Regions from separate parts of the Homo sapiens genome. Here region 2 is linked to region 1. The links are chromatin loops, found by intact Hi-C in ENCODE. Cell type or tissue: CD4-positive, alpha-beta T cell. All regions are shown on one strand. Links, peaks and the distances in the headings refer to the core of each region. The heading gives the core; the rest is flanking DNA.

Region 1 (12,648 bases), core at 1,890-9,889:
TTGCTGGTCCTCCTTTTTCTAGGCCTCTGTTTCATTGAGAAAAGTTGTAAACTGTGTGCAAGAGAGGCAAAAATGTGTTGCTCAACTTATAATGATTAGTCTGGTGCACCGTCACTAGAAGGTTGAGATGCGTCATCCATTGGAGGGAACATTCAGCAGCCTAAACAAGGATGCGTGGAAGACTCCAGTTGACATGGGAAGATATTCGTCATATATAGCTGAATGAAAAAAAAAAAAACTTACAAAAGAGCATTGTAGTGAGATGCCATTTTTTGAAGAAATCATATGTGTGTGTGTGTACATGCATGTGTGTATTTTTAAGTCATGAAGAAAAGGTATGAAAATGACACAAATAGTTAACTTGGCAGGTGGGATTCCAGGTAACTGTCATTATCCTTTTGCTTATTTGCATTTGATAAAAGAAAAACTTCAGCTGAATTAAATTTAAAGGAGTGTAATTGAGCAATGAGTGATTCAGGTATGGAGCAGCCTTCCCAGCCAGAGTAGGATCAGGGACTCCAGCACAGCCACGTGGTGGAAGACTTATGGACAGAAAAAGGAAAGTGACCTACGGAAAACAGAAGTGAGGCACAGAAGCAGCCAGATTGGTTACAGCTTGGCATTTGCCTTATTTGAATAGAGTTCAAACAGCTACATTTGATTGGCCAAAACTCGGTGATTAGTACAAGTGGAGGCTAAGGTCTGTTTACACCTATACTTGTTATAGTTCACGATGTACAGAAAAACCTTTAGGCCAAACTAAAAATAGCTAAGGAGGCAGCTTCAGGTGAAACTTGATTTAACACATTTTTAAAATGAACATGTATTTATCATCTAAAAAAAATGTTATGGTATGAAAGAAAATCCCTGCCTGCAACACCTTAGAAACAGACTGAAGCCCCAGGACCACCACAGAGCACAGCCACAGGGGCCCTCGCCATCTTGCATTCTTTGATCCTTGTGCAAAGGAGACCCTCAAGTCCACTCTTCAATTCCTCACTGCAGCCCTGGACTCTCCTAGTGCTTACTGGAAATAAGGCACTGTTAAAGGCAAGGGGGGGAAAAAGACTGGCCCCAGCGTCTCAGCATAGAAGACTGGGGACCTGAGATGAGCCTCTCTGGACATGGCAGGTCTGTGTAAGCCAGCCCTGTGTGCCATGACCTTTTCTCTATGGCTTTACATTCTTCCCTTCTGTGCCCTCTCCCTTACCTCTAAGGGTGGGGCTAGTGGTGATAGTGCTGGTACAGATTCTGGAATTCTGATCTTACAACTTCAGCCAGGCATTGGTCTCTGCCTTCCTTATGTTTCACTTCCTATTTGCAAAATGATAATGCTGTTTCCTAGTCTAGGAAACAAAGAGGCCCTTCAGGGTGTCATTGGACTCTCTGCCTGCACCCGCATCCCTTCCAGCTGGGCTCCAGATGACATAGATTAGCCAACGCTTTCTGTGTCCATAACCATCGCCAGTGATCCTTTGGTTAAAGACATCCCCAGATCATATAAGGTCTTCTCACTTCCCAGCAAAGCGCCTGAGTGACCTCGTTCTGGAGACATACAATCCAAGCCCTCTGCCTGTCCCTCATTTGTGTGAAAAGCACTCTTTTGGGAGGTGTCTTTTCCCTGGTACTTCTCTCCTGAAGATAGCAATCTTCTCCCCTTTTCAGGTGTCTTTCCAGTTTTAGATTCTATTGTGTTCTCTAGAGAGTTTGTAAACGTTCTCTTTGAAGAAAAGTTTCAGATTGAGGAAGGTTCTTAAAGCCATGATACTCCCGAGGATGAATGGATTTGCTTCTCAGCATCTTTTTCTGACCTCCCTTTGAAAGGATGGAAGGCTAGGGATATTTGACAGCTAGTGGTCTAAGTGTTAAGAGGGATTGGGCCATATTCTTTTTCTTTCAGGTATAACTTCTCTTATTGGAATATCTTCTCTGTCTCTCAACTTTTATATTCTTGCACCAGAGCTGAACAAGTACAGCCAACCCCAAAGGCCTGTGTTGGTGGGGATCAGGAAGTGTGGCGGAAGCCCCTGCCTCCTGCAGGCTGTCAGGGTGATCACTGCCCTCCACCAAAACTCATACTGCTCCAGGTGTTCAGAAGCCATGCCCATGGGTTGATGGAGATGCTCCTGAGCTGTGAAGACCAACAGAAGGGCCGGAAGGCAGAAGAAACACAGGATGTGGCCAGAGACATAGTCAGGTGCTAATACCCAGGGCAGCAGCACCTTTAAAAGGCCCCACTCTCACAGGGGCAGGGGCAGGACCTGGCTGGGCCCTGACTGGGAGCTCATCAGCAGGGGGAATGAGTCACATGAAAGGCTCCACCCCTGAGCAACAACATTCAAGACAGCATGTGATATGGGTTTGGGTGTTTTGTGCCTTCCAAATCTCATGCTGAAATGTGCCCTCCAGGGCTGGAGGTGGGGCCTAGTGGAAAGTGTTTGGGTCATGGGGATGGATCCCTCATGAATGGCTTGGTGCTGTCCTCACTCACTCTGTGAGTTCACATGAGATCTGTTGTTTAAAAGAGCCTGGCAGCTCTTCTCTCTTTCTCTCTCTTGCTCCCTCTCTTGCCATGTGACACACTGGCTCCCCTTAGCCTTCTGCCATGATTGGAAGCTTCCTGAGGCCTCACCAGAAGCTATTGCCAGTGCTATGCTTCCTCTATAGCCTGCAGATCCATGAGCCAAATAAACCTCTTTTCTTTATAAATTACTCAGCCTCAGGTATTCCTTTATGGCAACAAAGAATGGACTAACACATGCCATGAGGATAAACTCATAAATTAACAAAACAGAATAGAGTCCAGAAACATACCTGTATGTGTACGTTTAATTGATTGTGGACAAGGTTGCTAGTTGACAGGGAAAGAATTGTCTTTCGACAAATGGTGCTGAGACAAGTGGATAGCCACACACAAAAGAACCAACACCATATCCAAAAAAAAAAACTCAAAATGGATCAGAGACCTAAATGTAAGGTCTAAAACCATAAAAATCTTAGAGGAAAACATAGGAGTAAATCTTCATGACCTTGGATTTGGCAATGAAGATACAGTCTGTATCTTAGATATAACAGTAAAAGCATAAGCAACAAAGGAAAACAATAGATAAATTGAAATTAGAAATTTTTTGTGCTTCAAAAGACACCATCAACAAAGTGAAAAAATAATGCACAGAAAGGGAAAAATATTTGCAAATCATATATCTGATAAGGGACTTGTATCGAGAATGTGTAAAAAATTGTTGCAACTCCATAATAAAAAGCCAAGTAACCCAACTGAAAAATGAGCACAAAGTCTGAATAGATATTTCTCCAAGGAAGGTATATACAAATGGCACATGAAAAGATGCTTGGCATCATTAGTCATCAGAGAAGTGAAATCAAAACCATCTCACACCCACTAGGATGGCTAGGATAGAAAAGTCAGACAATAACAAGTGTTAGCAAGGAGGTGGAATCATTGGAACCCTCATACACTTTGCTAATGGGAATGCAAATGGTGAAGCCACTTTGGAAAACAGGCTGGTAGCTTCTGAAAGGATTAAACAGAGTTGCCATATGACCAGCAATTCTACCATTACGTCTATACCCAAGAGAAATGGAAACAGGTGCTCAATCAAAAACAGCACAAATGTTCAGAGTAACATAGTCCATAATAGCCAAAAGGTGTGCATAACTAAATGTCCATCAGTGGATGAATGGATACACAAATATGGTATGTCTGTACAATGGAATGCTATTCAGCAGTAAAAAGGAATTGTAGAGGGCTTGAGAGATTTGGGGGCTGATCAAAGAAAAAGAAGTTGACCATGAGGGGTAGTGACACACGCAAGCTTTACTGGACGGCGCTGGGACAACATTGCATGAGTGGGGAACTCCCTTGCAGCATGAGACCTTCGAGCAGCTTATGGCGGGGGCTTGGGGGGGGGGTTGCACCTTCCAGAAGGGGAGGAGGCAAGGGAAACGGGAAGGGGGCCAAAAAGGAGGCTTCTGTGCCTAGGAGCTGCTGCTTGGCAGCACAGAGGGGAGTCTCTGGGTCCGAGAGCCTTGGAAGGTAGTAGCACCTTGGGGCTGTTCTTAAAACCACGAGGCTCAGTCTTATCAGTGTCCGGCAGGTAGTGAGTGAGGTCTCCTGGGGAATGCAAAGCAGGCAGGCCCTAAACGGCTAAAAATCTGCTTGTTTCTGCAGTTCTCAAAACAACTGGATGTGTACATTTCTGAGTTTGATGCCAGTGGGGTTTTGAGCTCAGAGGTCTCAGCCTTCAGTGAAGAAATGAACAACCTAGAGGCCACTGCCCAGAAGCCATCTTTGGCTCATTTATACAAGAAGAAGGAAGTGCTGGTGTGTGCTACAATGGATGACCCCAACCAAATTGTGCTAAGTGAAAGAAGCCAGACATGGAAGACCGCATACAATATGATTCCACACCAAACGTACAGATGAGGCAGGCAAATCTATAGCGCAGACAGGAAATGAGTGGCTGCCAGAGCTGGGAGCAGAGTGGGGATGCTAGGGGTGATAGCTAGAGGGTACAGCATTTCTTTTTAGGGTGATGAGTGTTCTAAAGTTGATTGTGGTGATGAGTGCACAACTCTGTGAATATATTAAAAACCATTGAATTGTGCACTTTAAATATGTGAATTGTATGGTATTCAATCAAAGCTGTTCCAAAGAGAAAAATAGATGAAAACTGAAAAACAAAGGCTCAACCCACAGGCTGCTTTCTCTAGTGCTGAGGTTTCAATATTAAATGAGCAGACTGGCCCTTCGTAAGTGAGAACACAAAAGCTGCTTAAACAGGTACCCCTTTGAGTGGAGACACACTCCTGCTCCCCAGCCGGAGTCCCCAGGTCTGGATTTTTGGATGACGTGAGCCTTGTACCCAGGCTGACAAGTAATATTAGACCACGTGTATTCTTTTTTTTTTATAGCTCAAATGTACAGACATTACAGAAAATTTGCAGAAATAGTATTAATACAAAGAACACCAATATAACCTTCACCCAGGTTCACCCATTGTTAACATTTTGCCGCATTTGCTATATCACTCTCTCTGTTATCTATCTATTTATATCTATCATCTATGTATCTGTCATCTTTCTTTTTTTCTGGTTTTTTTTTTTTTTTTTTTTTTTTTTTAGATGGTGTCTCACTCTGTCACCCAGGCTGGAGTGCAGTGGCACGATCTCGGCTCACTGCAACCTCTGCCTCCCGGGTTCAAGCGATTCTCCTGCCTCAGCCTCACGAGTAGCTGGGATTACAGGCATGTGCCACCATGCCTGGCTGATATTTTGTATTTTTAGTAGAGACAGGGTTTCACCATGTTAGTCAGGATGGTCTCAATCTCCTGACCTCGTGATCCACCTGCCTCAGCCTCCCAAAGTGCTGGGATTACAGGCGTGAGCCACTGTGTCCAGCCTGTATCTGTCATCTTTCTAGCATCTATCTATCTATCTATCTATCTATCTATCTATCTATCTATCTATCTATCATCTATCTATCTATCTATCTCTATCATCTATGTATCTGTCATCTTTCTAGCATCTATCTATCTATATCTATCATCTATGTATCTGTCATCTTTCTAGCATCTATCTATCTATCTATTTATCTATCTATCTATCTATCTGTCTAAGAGAGAGAACATAGGGTATGTTTCTGACCTCTCAATTCTATTTCGCTGATTTGTAAGTTTATCTTTATGGTAGGGACACGCTGTTTTGATTACTGTTGCTTGAAGATGGTACCTTTAGTGTCACTCATTCTTCCAACAAACAAACTGCCACAGTCAGTCCCCAGCCCAAGCCCTGCCCTTGCCCCTAAGGGTGTGGTGCCTTTTAAAGGTGCTCCTTCCCTGGGCATCAACATGTGGCTGTATCTCTGTGTTTCTCCCCCTTTCCAGCCTGTCTGCCATCTTTCTGTTGGCCATTTTACAGCTCAGGAACATTTCCATGGTTTTGTCCTACAAGCCCCCATCAGAGGGGATGGATCCGAGCAGGAAAGGCTCTGTTATGGGTTGAATTGTGTGCCCTCAGGTTTCCTAAGTTGAAGTCTTAACCCTGAGGTACTCGGAATGTGACCATCTTTGGAGACAGAGGCTTTACAGAGGTCATCAAGTGAAGGCAAGCTCACTAGGGTGGGCCCTCATCCAGTGTGACCAGTGTCCTTGTGAAAAGGGGAAAGGTGGACACAGAGATATGCTTACAAGGAATGCCATGTGAAGGGAGAAGATGGCCATCTACAAGCAAAGGGGAGAGATCTTCCCTCATGGCCTCACGAGGAACAGCCCTGATGATGCTGGATCCTGTGGCTCTCGCCTCCAGACTGGGAGACAGAGAACTTCTGTTGTTTGTGGTGCTTTGTCACAGCCACCCGAGTAGGCTCCTTGCTCCCCCTCCTGGTCCCTCAACCACAATGTTTCCCCTTTGCCTTGATGAATATTTCATTTGAAAAATGGCATTGGTTGGTTTAAAAGAAAAGTTTGGAAGTTCCTTATTCTTATCCACACTTCTCTCAGACGGGCGTGCTGATGCCCGCTGAAATGATCTATCTGAAGTTACAGAGTCCTTTCTTATGACTCACCATTTGCTTTCTTGGAGGATGAAGAAAGGAAGGAAAAGAGGGAGGGAGACTGGACCCCAGTCCCTGTGAGGCTGCTGGTGGCTAGTGAAGAAAGAGCATAGCTGCGTTGGCTTTGCAAATCAGCACAGCCAGCCACATCTCATTCTGCTGCAGCCTCAGGGAAGCAGACGTAGCCCTGTGTGTAGCTGCAGCATGGCCGCTAGCCTCCTGGGTGCAGATGCCATTGCCTAGCTCAGCACTTCCCCCTCCATTTGCTCCTGGGCCGTCCCTGCCTTCCAGGATGTGCTTGGGTGACTGGTCACTGGGCTTCTGGGGACTGTCAACTCCTAGAGGTTCTGAAGCAGCTGTTGCAAGATTATGAAGCCATTTGGTTTGTTTCACTGTTTTCCCTCCTCATCTCCTCTCTTTAAATCTTTCTTGCTCCCCTGTCTTGCATATTTGTGATGGATAGAGGTAGAGAGAGTTCTGGTGCTTTTGGTTTTACAAAGCTCTGGATCCAATCAGTGTTGCCAAAGATTGGATCGTATCTTCTCTAGAAGCTTTTTGTAAGTTTCTTATGTTCATTATGTCACTTCCCCCTCCCTCCACCAGAAAAGCTTGCATCAGCAAAAGTTGAAGTTGTTGCACGTTATTACTGGAAATGAGTTAACTTAAAACATGCTTGTTTAGGGAACCCACAGAAGCCATGCTTTTGTACTGACTCCATGCCAAGCCATTGTTTCAGTGTGAGGGCCTAAGTCTGCCCTCGTGAAGTCCTCGGCCTTGGGTGCTATAAGATACACAGTCTCTAAAACCCTTTGCTCCAAGTCTCCCTTATTTCGATGACATCTACTCAGAACCATCACTGGGCTTCACCCTTGCCCTTATTCTGTGATCCTGGTAGAAGGGGCAAGGAACACTACCTCAGGAACAAAGGTCACAATGGAGCGAGGTGCTACCCTTCTCCTGACAATGCTGTTATGACAAATGGTGCGGCTGCATCCCACTGTAACTTTACCTACAAAAACAGGCAGTGGGCCAGATTTGGCCTGCAAGCCTCTTTTTTCTTTCTTTCTTTCTTTCTTTCTTTCTTTTTTTTTTTTTTTTTTTGAGACAGGGTCTGGCTTTGTCACCCAGGCTGGCGTGCAGTGGTGCGATCACAGCCGGCTGCAGTCTCGACCTCCTATGGCCTGCAAACCTCTTGTTGATAAGTCACTTCACCTCTCTGAGTCCTAATGCCTTCATCTATGAGTTCTCCAAATATCCCCTGTGACCTTTCAGTTCACAGGTCCCAAGCAGAGTCACTGGAACAATTCGATTGGAATCCCCACCTGCCCTGAGGTGGCGCATCAGCCCTCTCTTACTGTGTCTCCTGGAATCCTGAGTATGTGTGTGTGTGAATGTGTGTGTGTGTGTGTGTGTGTGTGTGTGTGAATACAGTATACATCTCTGTGTGCGTGCACATATATCAATAAATAATCCCATAATCCCTCTGCTGTGTGTGGCCTCCTCATCTGACCACCCACCTGTCTGTGTTTACCCCACTAGTCTACACTGAAGTCAGGGCCCCACTGCTCAAGCTCTACACAAGCAGTTCAGTGTCATGGCCCAGTTTCTCCATGCAGGTGCCACTCACAGTGAGCTCCATGCCTCAGCCACCTGCCCTTGGTCCCTGACTCCCTTGACCCCCAGGAGAGCCAGTTCTGTCTCTGCCTGCCATCACTGCCCATCTCCCCATGGCCGGGAACATGCCTCTTCCCACGGCCCTGTGCTTGGAGCCCGGATGCTGTATTTTATCCCATTTTATCTCCCCAGCCCCCATGAGAGTGAGGCTCCCTGGTGAGGAAGGCTTGGTGTCTTCAGGGAGCTGTAAAGGAGATATCTTTGCCTGGGTGTGCCACTCTCTTCTCACGGCACACCAGTGTCCCACCCACCCAGTGTGCTGAAGGCCTTCCTTACCTGGGGAAGTTTCCTACTCAGGGGATTCTCTGCACTCCCATTTCCCAGAGGGTCCCAAGTCCTTCGGACATTTTTGAATCTCACTTGTGGCTTAAGTTCTTTTGAGTGGGGTCTTAGGAAATTCAGGCCAGACGACTGGACTCCAGTTTATGTGACCCTGAGAACTTAGTCACAATTAAGATGGTTCTGTCTGCCCGGAGCACACAGAGGCCCCCTGGGAACCAACACACAACTCCACATCCCACCAACTCTGAGTCTCAAGTCATCCAAGACGCTCCCTCTCTCTTGTAAAATGAGTTTTACTCTATTGTATCTTACTGCCTTGCAGCTCTGAACTCCCGTGACTCCCCAGCAATACCTAGGGGGAGGAACAGCAAAGTATTAGAAAGGCCTTCCTTGGACTAACTGGTGTAACTGGGAAAAAAGGTATAAAGCCTGTGACAATTCTAAACACCCTGGCTGTATACAATAACTCCAGATTTGGAAATATGACATAGCCTGTGTTTTTGGCTACTACTAGTAATTAAACCTGGATCTGTTTCACCCGAAGCAAGAGCACTAGTGGGCCTGGAAGAGTGAATGCAGAGCCGTGTGGCTCTGGGCTCACTGTGCGAAAACCCAGAGCCCTCCTTCCAGCAAGGGAGCTTTGCTGCACCAGCACTCATGACACCCAGGGCTTTAGCCAGTTAGAGTCACATTGTGCAACTGACATGCCCATTCTCCCAGGCCAGAGTGACTGCTGGATGTATCACTTCTCTACTGCTATGAGAGAAACCACCTCAACGCCTAGAGACTTAAAATGACGACAATCGATTATCGCTCTTGATTCTGAATGTTGGTTTCTCCACTGGTTCACCTGGGCTCGCTCACATGGCTGCATTCAGCTGGAGGGTCAGCTGGGCTGAAAGGTCCACTTGGCGGTCAAGCCTTGGAGATCACATAACCCCACCTCTGATGCAGTCTGTTGGTCAAAGCAAGCCACATGTCATGCCCTAATTTAAGAGGAAGGAAAACAGATTCCACCTCCTGATGGAAGTCGTGGCACAGTCACATCACACGAGATCATGGGCTAAATTGATGCAGCCATCTTTGGAAGTGGTTGGAGTAGCAACACAGGTGTGAAGTCCTCCTGACCACTCCTGGCTTTATGGGGAAGACCTTGCAGGAGAGGCCTACATTCCTCTCTGGACAAAGGCCTTCTTTGTAGGAAGAAAAAAAAAAAGGAAAAAAGGACTCTGACATCTTTGGTTTGGGGCTCAGAATGGAGTTTCTGCCTCTAACTAGTTACAACTATCTAGGTTGCAAGTGACAGAAACCCCATTCAAACTAGCTTCAGCCAAAAGGAGAAACATTACTGTGATCGTGGATCCCAGTGGCAGGAAGGCAGCAGCCTTGGGCACTATAGGAAGCAGAGGCTCCATGCCCCAGGACTCTCCTTGCCTCTGCTTCCTGTTTCTCTGGAGCCCTGGCTTCCTTCTCTCTGGCTGTGGAGTGCATTCCTCCCTGTGGTGACAAATACAGCTCCCAACAGCTCCAGATTTTACAACTATTGGCGAGAAATAGACCCTGTCTCCTGTGTAGTTTCAAATTCAAATATATTGGGGAAAGAATTCACTAACAATGAGTTCAGGGCTTGTCTGTAGAGCAGTGAACTATGGGCAGGGGCAGGGCCAGGCGATACTATCAAAGCTGCCATGGAGCCATGTTGGTGGAGCGTGGCAGGGCATCTCGAGGGAAGGTGTGAGCAGGCAAATCCATGGGCATCCACTCAACAACCTCAGAGTGGACAGGCGGGAGTGGCTAGAGGGACAAAGCCCAGGGGCAGGCTGCCTGTGCTGGGGTCTCCATTTCACCACTCGTTAGCTGAGTGTCATTACTAAATCCTCTGTGCCTCCATTTCCTCATCTCTGAAATGGGCATAAGAGTTCTTATACAGTTTGGAGGATAACAATGCATTCATAGTTCATATATGTGTTACAGTTTTGATATGTGTCCCCTCCAAAACTCCTTTTTAATTGAATCCCCAGTGTGGTAGCATTGAGAGGTGATTGGGTCACAAGCGCTCTGCCCTCATGAATGGGTTAATTCATTCGTGGATGAATGATGAATGGATTACTGGGTTAATGGACTGATGGGTTATTAGGGAGTGGAATGGGTGGCTTTATAAGAAGAGGAAGAGAGACCTGAGCTGGTGCTCTCAGCCCCCTCATCATGGGATGCCTTGCACCACCCTGGGGCCCTGCAGAGTCCCTGCCAGCAAGAGGGCCCTCACCAGATGCACCCCCTAGACTTGGACTTCCCAGCCTCCAGAAATGTAAGAAGTAAATTCCTTTTCTTTATAAATTACCCAGTTTCAGGTATTCTACTACAAGCAATAGAAAACAGACTTAAAATAATATGCGAATGAAGTCTTCTCAAAGAATGCTTGAGTCCATAGCGTGTGCTCACAATGTGTTAATTGTTAGTAATAAGAGGAACAGAGTTGATTCTACTGATTACATTGATATGCTATGATGCAATATATAGAAGTCCAGAAAAGTCTTTTCTTGTTTCCTGGAACCGAAATGATTAATTTGGGGGAAAATGTATATTAAGGGTCTTTTGTCTACCTCAGAACTGCTCCCCGGGCTTTCACAGGGGAGGTGTTCCCGGACCTCTTTTATGCACGGATGCACTTGGGGGGACTGCCCCATGCCAGCCACTGCTCTGCAGATGCCATGAGGAATGGGGGCCGACTCCCTGCAATTGAGTGCTGGGGCATATGCCGGGTTTCACATGTAAATGTGCTTTTCTAGGAAAGTAAAGTTTTCTCAGGCCTAAGGTTGTGTCAAACACAGCAATTTAAAAAAATGTCACAGGAGATGGCCTGAACTAGATTTTGGGCTGCACACCACAGGAAACCTTCACTTCTGGTCTATTCAAATAGTTATTTTCTTCAATTTTCCAAAATTCCCTCAACTTCTGCCACCAACCGTCCACCCAAAATTAATCTCCTTTATTCTGCTGTGGGTCAAAGGAAGGGAAGGAAGATTTCCTGAGTGATTCTTTGGGCAAATGCCATAGACCTAACTCTGCACTCAGGTGCGACTCGTACATACTTTGTCTCCATTTCTCTTCTCCATTTCCAAAATGAACTTTCCTGGAATCATCTTGGTGAAGAACAGCCTTTATCTCTGGAGAAGGCGCTCCCAGAACACCTCCCATGTTTTACTATCCTCACCGGGCCACCAAGGCCTCCGAGGGCCAAGTCCAGGGCTCCCAAAGTAAGCAGGACCCACAGACCCCCATGCCCCCTTTGGGGACAGCTGAGGGGGGCTGGGTGTCCCTTTAGGAAAATATTTGAACACAGCCGGTGCCCTCCTTCCTGCCACCCATGTGGTTGTGTTTTTAAATATGGCTTGAACTTGAAGCAGTTTCCATTTATAAAAATTCCTTTGCAAAATGTTCTTTCCAATAACAATATTCCCATGTGTGCCTTTGCTTCTGATATTTTTCTTATAAATTAATCTGCTAAAACAGAGTCCTCTTGGCCTTTGGCTTTTGGTGTCCGCAAATGATCCCGCCCCCACCCTGCGGTTTTGGGACCTCCTGCTTTGGCTCTGGGACCCAGAAAGTTTAGACCGCCTTCTTTTCATTCCTGGGAGCTTATCTTACAGGGTTTCCACAGTCTGTGCAGTGCTGAGGGCCAGATGTGCGGCAGCGGCCTCCACACAGCCTCCAAGGCTGCTGGCCCCAAGCAAGCCCAGGCAGGTGGCCTCCAGGGGCACCGCACATGCCCCTCCTGCTCCTTCCCACCACCTTCCACCTCTGGGAAAAGAAAAGACAGGCTGCCTTCTTACTTTGTGTCCTCAAATACCAATGACCCCTGCTGCCAGGGTTCCCGATTTGGGCTCAACATAGGCGTCACATTTCAAAATCCCTGAGCCAGGCTCCACCCATGCCCATCAGAGGGGACTCCATAAAGGAAGGACCCCAACAGGAGGGTTTTTGGAAGCTCTCCGTGACTCCGATGTGCCGCTGAAGTTGAGAACTTGTCCTGGAGGACACCCCCAGCACCCCAGCCAGCATGCCCAGGAACTTGCCAATAGCTGATCAGCCCAGTAGGGATTTGATCACGGGACTGGGCT
Region 2 (12,648 bases), core at 1,533-9,532, 250 kb before region 1:
TGCTCTTACGTAAAAAAAAAAAAAAAAAAAATAGTGAACACAGAAGACTTCAGTGACAAAATGTGGGGGTTTCCCCAGACACCAAGCAGAAGACACAAGCTGAGTGTCTAATTCAATTCAATTCTGTGGCTCATGCCTGTAATCCCAACACTTTGCGGGAGGATTGCTTGGGGCCAGGAGTGTGAGACTAGCCTAGCCAACATGGAGAAACTCTATCTCTACTAAAAAATACAAAACTTAGTCAGGCGTGATGGCATGCACCTGCAATCCCTGCTATTTGAGAGGCTGAGGCAGGAGAATCGCTTGAACCTGGAAGGCAGAGGTTGCAGTGAGCCAAGATCAAGCCACTGCACTCCAGCTTGGACGACAGAGTGAAACTCTGTCTCAAAAAAAAAAAAAAAAAAATTCAGAGGCTATCTACCTGTAGATGGCCTCAGATCCCACAGGTTAAGGGCTCAGTACCCTAAACTGATCTCCCTTTCAGACACCAGTCACAAGTTGGGGCCCCTGGAACATCTGCCCAACTGACTTCAAATTGGGGCTCCCACCACCCACTCTTTGGGTTTGATTAATTTACTAGAGTGGCTCACAGAAGTCAGGGAAACATAGGTTTACTGGTTTATTATAAAGGGTATTACAAAGGATATAGATGAAGAGATGCTTAGAGGGAGATACGGGGGAAGGGGTAGGGAGCTTCCATGCCCTCTCCGGGTGTGCCACCCTCTAGGAAGCTCCGTGTGTTCAGCTATGCAGAAGCTCTCCAAACCCTGTCCTTTTGGGTTTTTATGGAGGCTTCATTCTGTAGGCAGGATTGATTACATCATTGGCCATTGGTGGTCAACAACCTTTCCACCCTCTCTGGTTCCTGGAGGTGGGAGTAGGGGGCTAAGAGTCCCGACCCTCTAATGCTGCCTTGGTCTTTCCTGTGACCAGTCCCTGTCCTGAAGCTACATAGAGGCTGTCAGCCACTAGTCAACTCATAAGCATACAAAAAGACACTATCACTTTGGAGATTATAAGGATTTTAGGAGTTGTATGTCAGAAAATGGAGTCAAAGACCAAATATATATTTGACAAAATCACAGGGTTCTTGACATGTTAACCAACAAATGCTGACTAATCACCCTGAGGCACAGATGAAAGCAGGGTAGTTATCATCTGGTTTGCCTATATTTTAGGTTCTTCTCCCTGTAATCTTCAAAAGCTGTCCTAAGCCACCTTGAGTAAAAACCTAGCCCAGGTTACACAGTATGCTGCTGTACTCCTGCCACTTCCCTGCTGGGCCCCTGGCACCTCCCAGCCCCTCTGTCATCATAATGAGAGCACCACTATTGGATTTCTCCTAAAAAGAAATGTAAGAGCCACACGCTGGAATCCAAATTCAAACGACTGATTTCCCAGAGACCCAGAGGCAGCTCCTTGGATCCACACAGAGTAGATGCTGTGAAGCAACATCTCAGGAATGAAAAATGTGTTCCCTGAGCTGCCAGGAGTTCTGCAGGGGCAGGCCTCACTTGTCAGGCCTCTCCAGAATTGCCCAGGCTGAACACAACAACTTCACCTGAGATGACACCCCCAAGCTGTGAGTTCTTGGAGCAGTCACATTGAAAGACTCACCAATACTGGGCCCCCTTGCCACAACACTTCTGAAGTTTGATCTCAGCTCCAGAACACCCACCTTCTTCCCTGCTCAATCCTGCTTCTTTCTCGTTGCTCACAGATGTTGATCCCAAGAGTACTCCCCAATAAACCTCCTATGCACTAATCCCCATCTATGGGTCTGCTTCATACCTTCTTTTGGAACCATTTACTCTAAAACCATAGGCTTGCAGGGATGCCCACTCATCTTTGCAGCATGTGCAGTATAACCATCCTAGAAAAGTTGCTGGGAGCATCCTGATCTGGAGGGACCCAAGGTATGGCACCAAGCAGGTGTGGACTCTCTGGGGTCCAGTCCATCAGCACCGCCTCTTCTGTGGATGCCTGCATTCTGCTTCAGGACCCTGGTGTCTGGGTTTTGATTGTGTCCTCAATTGTACAAAAGATGATTTTTAAGAACCATGTCTTATATTTAGTTTTCATTTGTATTGAAGTTGTATATGCACCTAGTTGAAAGAATCAAATGATTCTGCAAAGCTGATGTGACAGAGACTGCTGGTTGAGCACTAGCATCATTCCTCACCTTCTTTAATATCAGGGCTCCAGTGTCTTAGCTGAGCACGTGGCTAACAGCTAGACCCTATGCTTCCCAGCCTCCCATGCAGCTGTGGTCCTTATGCCCACATCCTGACCGATGGATGTGTGGCCCTTCTGGGGCATGTTCCTATCAGTTATGCACATGTGCTCTCCTGACCCTGTCCTCCTTCCCTCTGGCTGGGAAGACAAAACTAGAATGGCTGCCTTAGTCCCACAGGTGGAAGCTACGTTTTGAGGATCATAAAGGTGACTTTCCAACCCAGATTGCTTCTCTTGAGATCATATCAAACAGAGAAACTTATACCTACCTCATTTAAGCTTCTGTATTTTGGTGTCTTTTTGCTAAAGCAGCTTAGCCTGTAATTTCATCCATATTGCTTGTTTAAACAAACAAACATACAAACAAACAGTCTTCTCCATCCTCTTTTCTTTTTCCCAGAAGCACCACCATATGTTTAAATATTACATTTCTATTGATATTTCATGTTTAGGCATTATCTATTTGAGTTTCCAATTTGGAAGATGAATATTTCACTGTCTCCTTCTCTCCCACCTTCACCTCAGCCTCCCTTCTCCCATGCATACTCAGCACCCACTCCTCCATATTCCAAAAATACTTATGTTGTAGTTTTGGATAGATCAATAGATATTTAGTATTTATACAATCATGATACTGCAAGTGGTATATAAAACAGTGTACGAGCCAGGCGCGGTGGCTCACGCCTGTAATCCCAGCACTTTGGGAGCCTGAGGCAGGCAGATCACAAGGTCAGGAGATCGAGACCATCCTGGCTAACACGGTGAAACCCCATCTGTACTAAAATTACAAAAAATTAGCCGGGCGTGGTGGCAGCCACCTGTAGTACCAGCTACTCGGGAGGCTGAGGCAGGAGAATGGCGTGAGCCTGGGAGGCGGAGCTTGCAGTGAGCTGAGATCACGCCACTGCACTCCAACCTGGGTGACAGAGCGAGACTCTGTCTCAAAAAAAAAAAAAGTTACGATGGATGTTTTGACTTTCTTGAATAACATTTTGTTTTCCCTTTGAACTTTTATTCTTTATATTTCCTTAGCATCCCATTTGCTTGCTATTAATTCAACCCTAAACAGTGTCCCTATTGTGTGATCTCTCAATATATTCAAACACACTGGGGATATCATTAGCTTCATCTGTTTGAAGAAATCTTCCTAGGGCTTTTTTTTTTTTTTTTTTTTTTTGAGACAGAGTTTCACTCTTGTTGCCCAGACTGGAGTGCAATGGCACAATCTCAGCTCACCACAACCTCTGCCTCTCGGGTTCGAGTGATTCTCCTGCCTCAGCCTCCCGAGTAACTGGGATTACAGGCATGCACCACCATGCCCAGCTAATTTTGTATTTTTAGTAGAGATGGGATTTCTCCATGTTGGTCAGGCTGGTCTTGAACTCGTGACCTCAGGTGATCCATCCGCCTTGGCCTCCCAAAGTGCTGGGATTACAGGCGAGAGCCACCGCGCCCAGCCCCTAGGGCTGAGTATGGTTCCCTCTGGATTGGCTGCTCACTAAGCCTGATGAGTGTGTGTCCCATCTGCCATCTTATAACTGGATATGAGTCTTGGTTCTGTGTCTTCTGATTGCCATGCAAGTCTTGCTGCCTTCAACAGCTGCAAAGGCTGCTGTGGCTACATGACATAGCATGTTTCCTTAGTCTCAATGGAGAGGACTCTATGTGGAAGTATTCTCTTGGTGAAGGGCTTCTCCTGAGAGCATTAGCAACCTTCTGCACAATGAAGGGATTGGAAGTCTCCAAGCTGGATGAATTTCCTCATTCTGGGATTTCAAACTTCAAACTCTTCCTGGTGGGCAGAAAAATGGACACTTAGTTAACAGCCTTTTCAAAAACATGAATTCAAGATATTACTGTTTAATTGCTTCAATTCAATATTCTCTTGACTACATCATTACACATGGACACTAGTCAATCTTCAATTTGACAGAATCCTCAAATATCTTGGGTATGGCACTGATGCATAATCCTTTGGTCCTTGTCCAAGTACTGGTTTAGGTATAACTTATCAAGAATGCCTGGAATCTAAACAGCCAAGTTTAGAGCTTAAACAGAGCCTCCTTCCTCAATGTCCTTCACTGCCAACTAGCCAGAGCACCCCCCAGCTGCTGGGGGGCTCTGAGAAGACCACTTTCTTTGGTGTATTTTATTACAGGCTAAACAACACCCCTAAACAACAACAGAAACTCTCTGAGGTTTCCCAATGCCTTCAAGTGGCTCTGGGAAGGCATTGGAAGGCTTTGGATGAAATTACAGGCTAAGCTGCTTTAGCAAAAAGACACACAAAATACAGAAGATTAAACTATGCAGGGAGTCTGGGAGAAAAGTTAAAGAGAGGAAACTGGTCAACAATTGTCAACCTTATCTTCTCTTCAATTATCTTTCCTAAATTCCGGTATGATTTTGGTTGCTTGAACAATCAGCGTGGTCTGATGAGAGCTTATCAGCTGCGAGTAGCAGGAGAAAGAAGTGAAGATAATTATTTCCCACTTGGAGCTGAATAAAGTGAAGCTAAACCACTAAATGCAGCTCCCTAAACACACACACACACACACACACACACACACACACACACACAGAGCAATACACAAACTCAAAGCTTGATAATTTTAGTCTGGCTATTGATATTTCAAAATTGCATGGGAGAAAATTGTTATGAGTTGAATTCCAGTTGGTTTCAAAGGCATTTCTAAATTTGTGCTTTTATACCTGCAGTCATTACCTCACGTTTCTGAACGTCTTCTACAGAGCCTATGCCAGGCGCTGCTGGCTACATACACAGGTCACTAACAACAAAGCAAGGTGGGATACATTAAATAGCCAATGGGATGGGAGAGGAGGAGATGGGACTTTATCCGCATTTTAAAGAAAATATACAATGCCAAGGAGGGGCAAGCAGTCCCTGCAAGGGGAGCGGCATGAACGTGGGGAGCAGGGGAAAAGACGGGCCTGGCATGAATCTGGCACACTCAGAGAGCAATGAGTTTGTGTAGCGCAGCGGATTCAGGTATAGGAGTAATAACGGCCCCTGTGAGGCGGTAAATGGACTCTAAATTTCGGTTGAGCATCAATGCCGACTTAAAGGATTCGCACATCTTGAAGGCATTGGGAAACCTCGAAGGGTTTCTGTTGTTGTTTAGGGGTGTGGTTTGGTTGGGGAGAGAAGGAAATGTGATATATACAAGACGCTGCTTTGGGATGAGTCATCTGACCGTGGTGTACAATGGATCAGAATGGAGAGAGAGTGGGAGTGTTCGGATTGTTGCGGAGGCAGGGTGAGGAGCTGGGAGCCTGCGCTAAGGCTACCCATGACCTACAGGCTGTGCGAGCCACGCTGTTTCCCATCTTGTCTCCGTTCATCTTCCTCGTGCCCTATGAAGTCGGTATCCGGCTCCATCTTACAGACCAGGAAACTAAGAGCAGGCAAGGTCCAAGGCCACATAACAGGTAAACGCACAAGTGGGACTGGAACTCATTTTTTTGTCTTGACTTCGAAGTCCATGTTCTTTCTACTATGACACATCAGCCTCTTTTTTTAAAAAATGGTTAATAATAGCGGTGACAGAGGACGTGGGAGGGACCCTATTTGGAAATGAGTTATCTATCCTTGCAGACTCAGCGTCCTTACATTGCACCACGACAGCATGAATAAGTCCATATCCTATTACTTCCCACTTGGTACTTAGGGAGTAAAAACCATTCCATGCTGTAAGAGTCTCTCTGAGTGCTAAGTCTTGTGATCGCGGTGAGATGGAAAGTGAGTAGCCAAACATGTTTCAGGTTTGTGGGAAATTGCAAAGGACAAGACAGAAATCATAAAGACGCAATTGAATTACACTGTGTCGTGGCCCCTGGGATAACAGCTGTTTTCCAGGTCTACAATCGTTCTCATTAGTAAATTAAAAACTCGAAGCTCCCCATCCGCGGCCTTGCGCTGCTAGGCCACGTGGTGACAGGAAGCCCTGTGTTTGTACAGGTGGGGGAGCGAGCAGGCTTGCAAAGTGGGTGGCGGGAAGCTCTGCCTGGAGCACAGGTGGGGAATCCGAGCAAAAGCAGACCCCGGCAGAGGCCCGTGTGTTCCGGCGCTGTCAGCTCCCCTCTGCAGAGGGTGGCGTGGAAGGCAGCCCTCCTTAGGCCGCTGGGTCAGCTCAGGGCCAGATTCAGGGAATGGTGGCTGGGCTCTCTCTCCACCTAGGAATGCGGAAGGATTTGGTCCCCTGCAAGGCCAGTTCCTCCTTCCGAGCAAGTACCAAAAAATTACCTCCAGCATGATACCTCTGTACACAGCTAAAAGCAACCCAAACTAAACAACATGCCTTTTGAGAACACAGGGAGGAATGTCATCTATTTCAAAAAGGACAAGGGTTTTAAAGCAAAGGGAAAAAGCATCACGAGACCCAGGAAAGGGACTACCTCCAGTTCCGGGTTTGGGGAGGTAGGAGCCAGGATGGGGGCACCTTGCCGATGGAGGCACGGTGTTGTCAGGGTTCTGGTTTCCAGGTTGCCTGGTGAGTCCATGGGAGTTGATACAATTATTAAAAAAAAAAATTCTCCATAGAAAACGTAGAGGGGCGTGCATGGACCAACGGGGAGAGTATGTCAAGAACCAAAGATTATTATTAATCCATTTCTGTTCACCCAGGTGCAAAAAGACAGACTGGAGGGAGATGTATGCCAGGACCCCTGACCGGCCCTCTTAGCTTGCTGGAGGGGCTGGGTGCAGCTCACTGACCTGGCCTTCACCATCTGCTGCCTGCTTGGCTGTGGAGCCACTGATGCCCACGTGTAGAGGGCACAGACCTAGACAGAAATTGCTCATTGAAATGAGTAATGCTAGAAAAATTCACTTGAACATGGAGAACGGTAATAAATATCTAACTCTATTGGGCATGTAGATGTCAATGATCATTTCGTCTATTAAAGGACATTTAATATCAAATAGAAAGTCAGAAAACTTAAATTTGGGAGCCTGACCTACAACAAAGCAGCCTTGTAATCTCAAGAAATTAATTTTCTCCCCCAGAGGCAGAATCATCCAGGTATACCTTTTATGGTTTCTTTTCCCTTCTTTTCTTCCCTTTTCCTGCACTTCCCTCCCCTCTACTGTCTTTTTCTCCTTTTCTTTCCTCTCTGCTCCATTCCATTTTGTTTTATTTTACTTTCTTTCCTAACCTGAAACATCGTTTCCACTCTGAAAGAACACAAAATGTTTAGAGTTTAGGCTACATGACCTCAGAGACACCTTTGGCACTAACATTCCTGCCCTGCGTGGGCCGGGGCAGGGCCCTGGGACCTGTAGTCAGGACACCAGGCAGCTGCCGCCCTCTCCAGCTGAGACTGTCCAGCTCAGAGCCATCTGGGGGGTTATTCGGATATTTCCCGTGCCTTATCTTGTTTCTCTCTTTTTCCTTTTTTCTTTCTTTCTTCTTTTTCTTTTCTTGGAAGAGAGAAACAGGCATGAGCCTCCATGCATGACTTCTCTCTTCATAGTTAAAAAAAAAATCTCAACTTTTCCATACCTTGAAATGTTTAAAACACAGAACTAGAGTCATAGAAAACCAGGAGAAGAGAAAGAGAGAGAAAAAAAAAAAAGGCAAAGAGATTAAGATAAATGTGACTTTATGGTAGTCTGAGAAAAGCCAATTGACCACAATTAAAATAAAACAATGTATCTTTAAATGTGTGCTCTGAACTTCTCTCACAGCCAAATTCATAGGATTAAAACGTGCTCCTGGTGAGATGTCACCATTCATGCTATGGCTGGGAGGTAAAAATTAACTCAACAAAAATGTATTGAGGAACATCTACGTCCCTGTGTTAGGCCCCGGAAAAAAGAAATTAACAAGTCAGACAATGTCCCTGCCCTCAAGGACCTTACATGGGGAAAACAAGAACCAACTTTAAATTAATAACTATAGAACATCAAGCCAGGCTGAGACAGGTGGCACTTAACAAAGGAGATGGCCATGGGAGCTGAGGGGCATTGACACCATGACATAGTGGTCAGAGAAGTTTTCTCTTCTGGGGAGACATTGGGTTTTTTGTTCGTTTGTTTTTGTTTTATGTTTTGTTTTTGAGACAGGGTCTTGCTCTGTCGCCCAGGCTGGAGTGCTATGACCCAGTCATAGCTCACTGTAGCCTTGACCTCCTGGGCTCAAGCGATCCTCCGTTTCAGCCTCCCATGTAGCTGGGATGACAGGACTGTGCTACCACACTCCACTACTAAAAAAAATATATAACTATATATATAATATATACATATAAATATATATATATTTTTTAGAGTTGGGGTCTCACTATGTTGCCCAGGCTGGTCTTGAACTCCTGGGCTCAAGGGATCCTCCCGCCTCAGCCTCCCAAAGTTCTGGGATTACAGAATGATCTGTGGCTCCCAGCTGCTGGCGAGACAGTTGACCTGAGCCCTGAGTGAACGAGAGAAGCAGCTAGGTACACATCTCTTGAATGAGCTTCCTTGGCAGAGGGAACGGGCTGCCCACTGCCCAACCCCTGAGGGAGCTGAGATGTGCCTGGCCTGACTGAGGATCAGTGGAGGCCTATGTGGCTGGAGTCGCTATAAGATTTACAAGGCCCAGTGCAAAATGAAAATGGAGGGTCCCATGTTCAAAAATTATTTAAACCTTCAAAAAGGCAACAGCAGAACAATGACCCGAGTGTGGGGCCTCTCCAGGCTGGGGTCCTGGGTGACCGTACGTGTCACCTGGCCAGCTCTAAAGGCAGCAAGGCAGATGATGAGGTCCGTCTGAGGACTTAAGGCTGATCCTATGTCTTGGTAAGCCATTGCAGGGACCTTCAATTTTCCTCCAAGTGCAACAGGAAGCCATTGTCAGATTCTGAGTGGGGAGTGGGTGACCCAATATGCTTCTAGCAGGATATCTCTGACTCCTGTGTGGAGGTGAGCCTGGGGAGATTAGGGTCACAGCAGGGACGCCAGTGAGGAGTTCCGGCAGGGGCCTGGAGAATCGCAACAACTACAAGAGAGAAAGAAGGACATGCCAGGTGCAGTGGCTCATGCCTGTAATCCCAGCACTTCGGGAGGTCGAGGCGGGCGGATCACCTGAGGTCAGGAGGTCCAGATCAACCTGGCCAACATGGCGAAACCCCATCTTTACTAAAAATTAGCAGAGTGTGGTATCGCGCACCTGTAATCCCAGCTCCTCGGGAGGCTGAGGCAGAAGAATCGCTTGAACCTGGGAGGCAGACGTTGCAGTGAGTCGAGAAGGCAAAGAGCCTTCACTCCAGCCTGGGTGACAGAGGGAAGCTTCATCTCAAAATAATTTAATAAAAGAGAAAGAAGGACACCTCTCTCTCACCATAATTGGATGCAACGCTGCCCTTACCACCCCCAGCATTTGGAGATTTCTGTGTGTTCTTTGGCTCCGGCCATGAGTGAAACTGCTCTTGGGCTGGAGTAGATGTGGGTCCCATGCTAAAAGATGTGTGGCAGAAAAAGAAGCCGGTGCTGCAGGCACCCTTTACCTTCCAGAACGCATGCACCTCTGCTGCTGTGATGCCCAGTGAGGATAGGAAGCAGAAAGAACATAATTACATCCTGCAGGAAAATCCTCTCCTGTAGCGCCCTTACTTGGAATTCTATTTCTCTTTCTTTAAAGGAAAAGGAAATTCCTGAGGGCTTAAAGAATGTCTGTCAGTGCCTCCCTCAGGTGTCAGAAGAGGGGAGGTTTGGAATTCTAACAGAGCTGAGCCGAGAGGAAAGGCCAGGCTTGAGGCGTGACCTAGTAGGTGGCCTCTGTAGGTGCGACTGCACGCCTCTCCTCCATGGAGGGACCCAGGAGACGCCGCCTTCTCAACAGTGCTGTGAGGGCAGACTTGGGTGGCGCTATGGGAGGGAGATCAAGGATGCTCCTGCCCGAAAAGGGAGGCAAAAGTGATTAAGAAACAAAAAGGAAGAGGAAAGAACAATGAATGGATGAAAATGACCTGATATATCAATACAACAGAATAATATTTAACAATAGAAAGAATTACGGATGAACCATACACACAACATGGAGAATCTGAAATAATGTATGCTAAGTGAGGAAGTCAGACAGGAGTACTGCTATGTGACTCCACTCACGCAACACTTCAGAAGATGCAAGCCCAGCCTTATAATGGGAAGCAGATGAGTCCGTGGTTGCCAGGGATGAGGAGTGGAAGGAGGAGCGAGGAGAGATGACGTGAGGAGAGGGAGGACGGAACTTTTGGGGTTGCTAGATATTTTCATTGCCTTCTATGTGCTGATGGTTTAATGGGTATAATTCATACATCAAAATTTACCAAATCGTACAGCTTAAATATATGTACCTTATTGCGTTAATTGTATTTTGATAAAACTGTACTTTTTTTAACAAAGAAAAAGAGGGTCGGGTGTCGTGGCTCACGCCTGTAATCTCAGCACTCTGGGAGGCTGAGGCAGGCGGATCAAGAGGTCAGGAGATCGAGACCATCCTGGCTAACATGGTGAAACCCCGTCTCTACTAAAAATACAAAAAATTAGTCGGGTGTGGTGGTGGGCGCCTGTAGTCCCAGCTACTCGGGAGGCTGAGGCAGGAGAATGGCGTGAACCCGGGAGGCGGAGCTTGCAGTGAGCTGATATCGCACCACTGCACTCCAACCTGGACGACAGAGTGAGACTCCGCTTCAAAAAAAAAAAAAAAAAAATAGGAGTAGTACTAGCGGACTAGCATTAGCCAGCCATTTATGAACCACAGATACACTTTACTACAGATTCGTGCCTATTCACAGCAACGTTGTGGTTACTTACCCACATTTGTACAAGAAGGAAGAGGTCAAGTAACTTGCCTAAGGTCACTCATTTAGAAACAGAGGAATTTGACTTCAAAGCCAATCTCGTGTTTTTTCCATCTTGCCAAAACCATGATAGTGGGGTTGTTTTTTTTTTTTTTAATGGCCACATATTACTCTCCCCTCATTGACTTCTCCCCTTCATTCTGTATGGGCTTACAACTGCTTCAGACAATAAGTATGAAGAAAGTGACTATATAACTTCCGCTGCTAGGTCAGAGAAAGTGACACCGCTTCTATCTCTTCTAGTCTCTTGGACTCTTGTGCTTGAAATACTTGCTCTTAGAATGTTTCCTCTTGGAACCTATCAGCCGTGCTATGAGAAGCCCAAGCCACGTGGAGAGGCCCCATACTTGTAAGTGGTTTGGTCAACAGTCCCAGTAAGTCCGGCTTGGAGCAGCCCAGCTAGGCATGCGAGAGAAGACACCATCTTCAAAGTAAATCCTCCAGCCTCAGTTGTTCCAGTCTTCCCAGCTGAGGCCCCAGACACCACAGAACAGAGACAAGCCATCTCTACTCTGTCTTTTCCAAATTCTCAATCCACAGAATCTGTAAGCCTACTATAAAGGCTATTTTATGTCACTAAATTTGGAGTAGTTGGTTATGCTAGACAACTAGAGTAGTAATTTTGTCTTGGGCTGGCTTGATGGTATAAGTGGATCTAAGCAATATATCCATGGTTTGGGACTATATTGACTACAAAAACAACAAATTAATCCTTCATCTGTTATCAACTCTAGTCTAGTTTTATAGAAATGTCATGTGGTCCCCTAAATGCTGTCATTCAAATAAGACCTTCTTGGGCCAAACAACCAATACATCTTCCTACGTAAGTTTAAATAAAGTCTTTCTGGCTTATGTGAGATCATGAAAGCCTCCTTTTGACACAATAATCCCATGCTCTGTAGTCTGTAAAGTCATTTGGAATTACATGGCAAATGACATTTATAAAGCAACAACTAGCCGGTGGAAGCAACGTTAAATCAGAACATTTTAGTAACTTCAATTTTTATCAAGAGTAGTATGTTTTAGGCTATATTTCTTAAACAAGAAGGCTTGGTCAAGTTTACATTTATTCAGATACCCAAACCATGTCCAGATTATATTTGAACATTTCTTTGAGGGCTCTATGTCCCATTTAATTGCTTTTGACAAGCATGATACCCTCTAAACCTAAATAATGTGTTTCCCCTGAAAACCCCCTCAGCTAAAAACACATTCTACTCCAAGTAAAATGGTTGCATCATCTAAATTCCATTATCTGTAGCATTTTGTAAAAGGCCATGAACTAAGAATGTGCCCTTGTTCTTGATCTCAGGGCGTCTGAAAAAAGACTTGAGCATGAAGCCAGGAGGGGTCTGGCCGCTCGCCCAGGTCTTGATCTCCAGGCTCTCAGCTCACCAAGGTGGGATGCAGCAGCTTGCAACTTCTTGGGGGAAAATAGTTCTTGAGAAATAATTTCAAGGGGTAAACTGGTGATTTTTTGGACAGAGCTTGGGAGAATATCTGGGGCAGAACCGGAAGAAGGGAGAATGTGTGAGAGCTAAAAGGAGGCAACAGCAGGAGCTAAGAACGAGGACAGGG

The links. Peaks named below come from ENCODE experiments on the same cell type or tissue, not always from the same donor. Only the 100,000 strongest peaks of a DNase experiment are listed, where the experiment ranks them.
Region 2: a loop joins it to region 1, with 2.1 times the contacts of the local background. A loop is called at or near these places in 4 of 110 quality-filtered maps.

What each region holds. Positions count from the first base shown.
Region 1 is chr9:96,055,034-96,067,681 of GRCh38, forward strand. It overlaps LOC158435 (a long non-coding RNA gene), which reads left to right and starts at 10,806. Exons shown (of 9, transcript NR_033838.1): 1 at 10,806-10,835. In CD4-positive, alpha-beta T cell, for the core only: a CTCF peak has its summit at 6,374 (motif pointing left); a DNase peak (open chromatin) is centred at 6,388.
Region 2 is chr9:95,809,896-95,822,543 of GRCh38, forward strand. ERCC6L2-AS1 (ERCC6L2 antisense RNA 1) reads right to left here. Exons shown (of 3, transcript NR_023390.1): 3 at 1-4,027. LOC107987103 (a long non-coding RNA gene) reads left to right here and starts at 5,444. Exons shown (of 2, transcript XR_001746851.2): 1 at 5,444-5,685; 2 at 6,881-7,126. RefSeq lists a silencer at 9,812-10,106. In CD4-positive, alpha-beta T cell, for the core only: no CTCF peak of the experiment used is centred there; no DNase peak of the experiment used is centred there.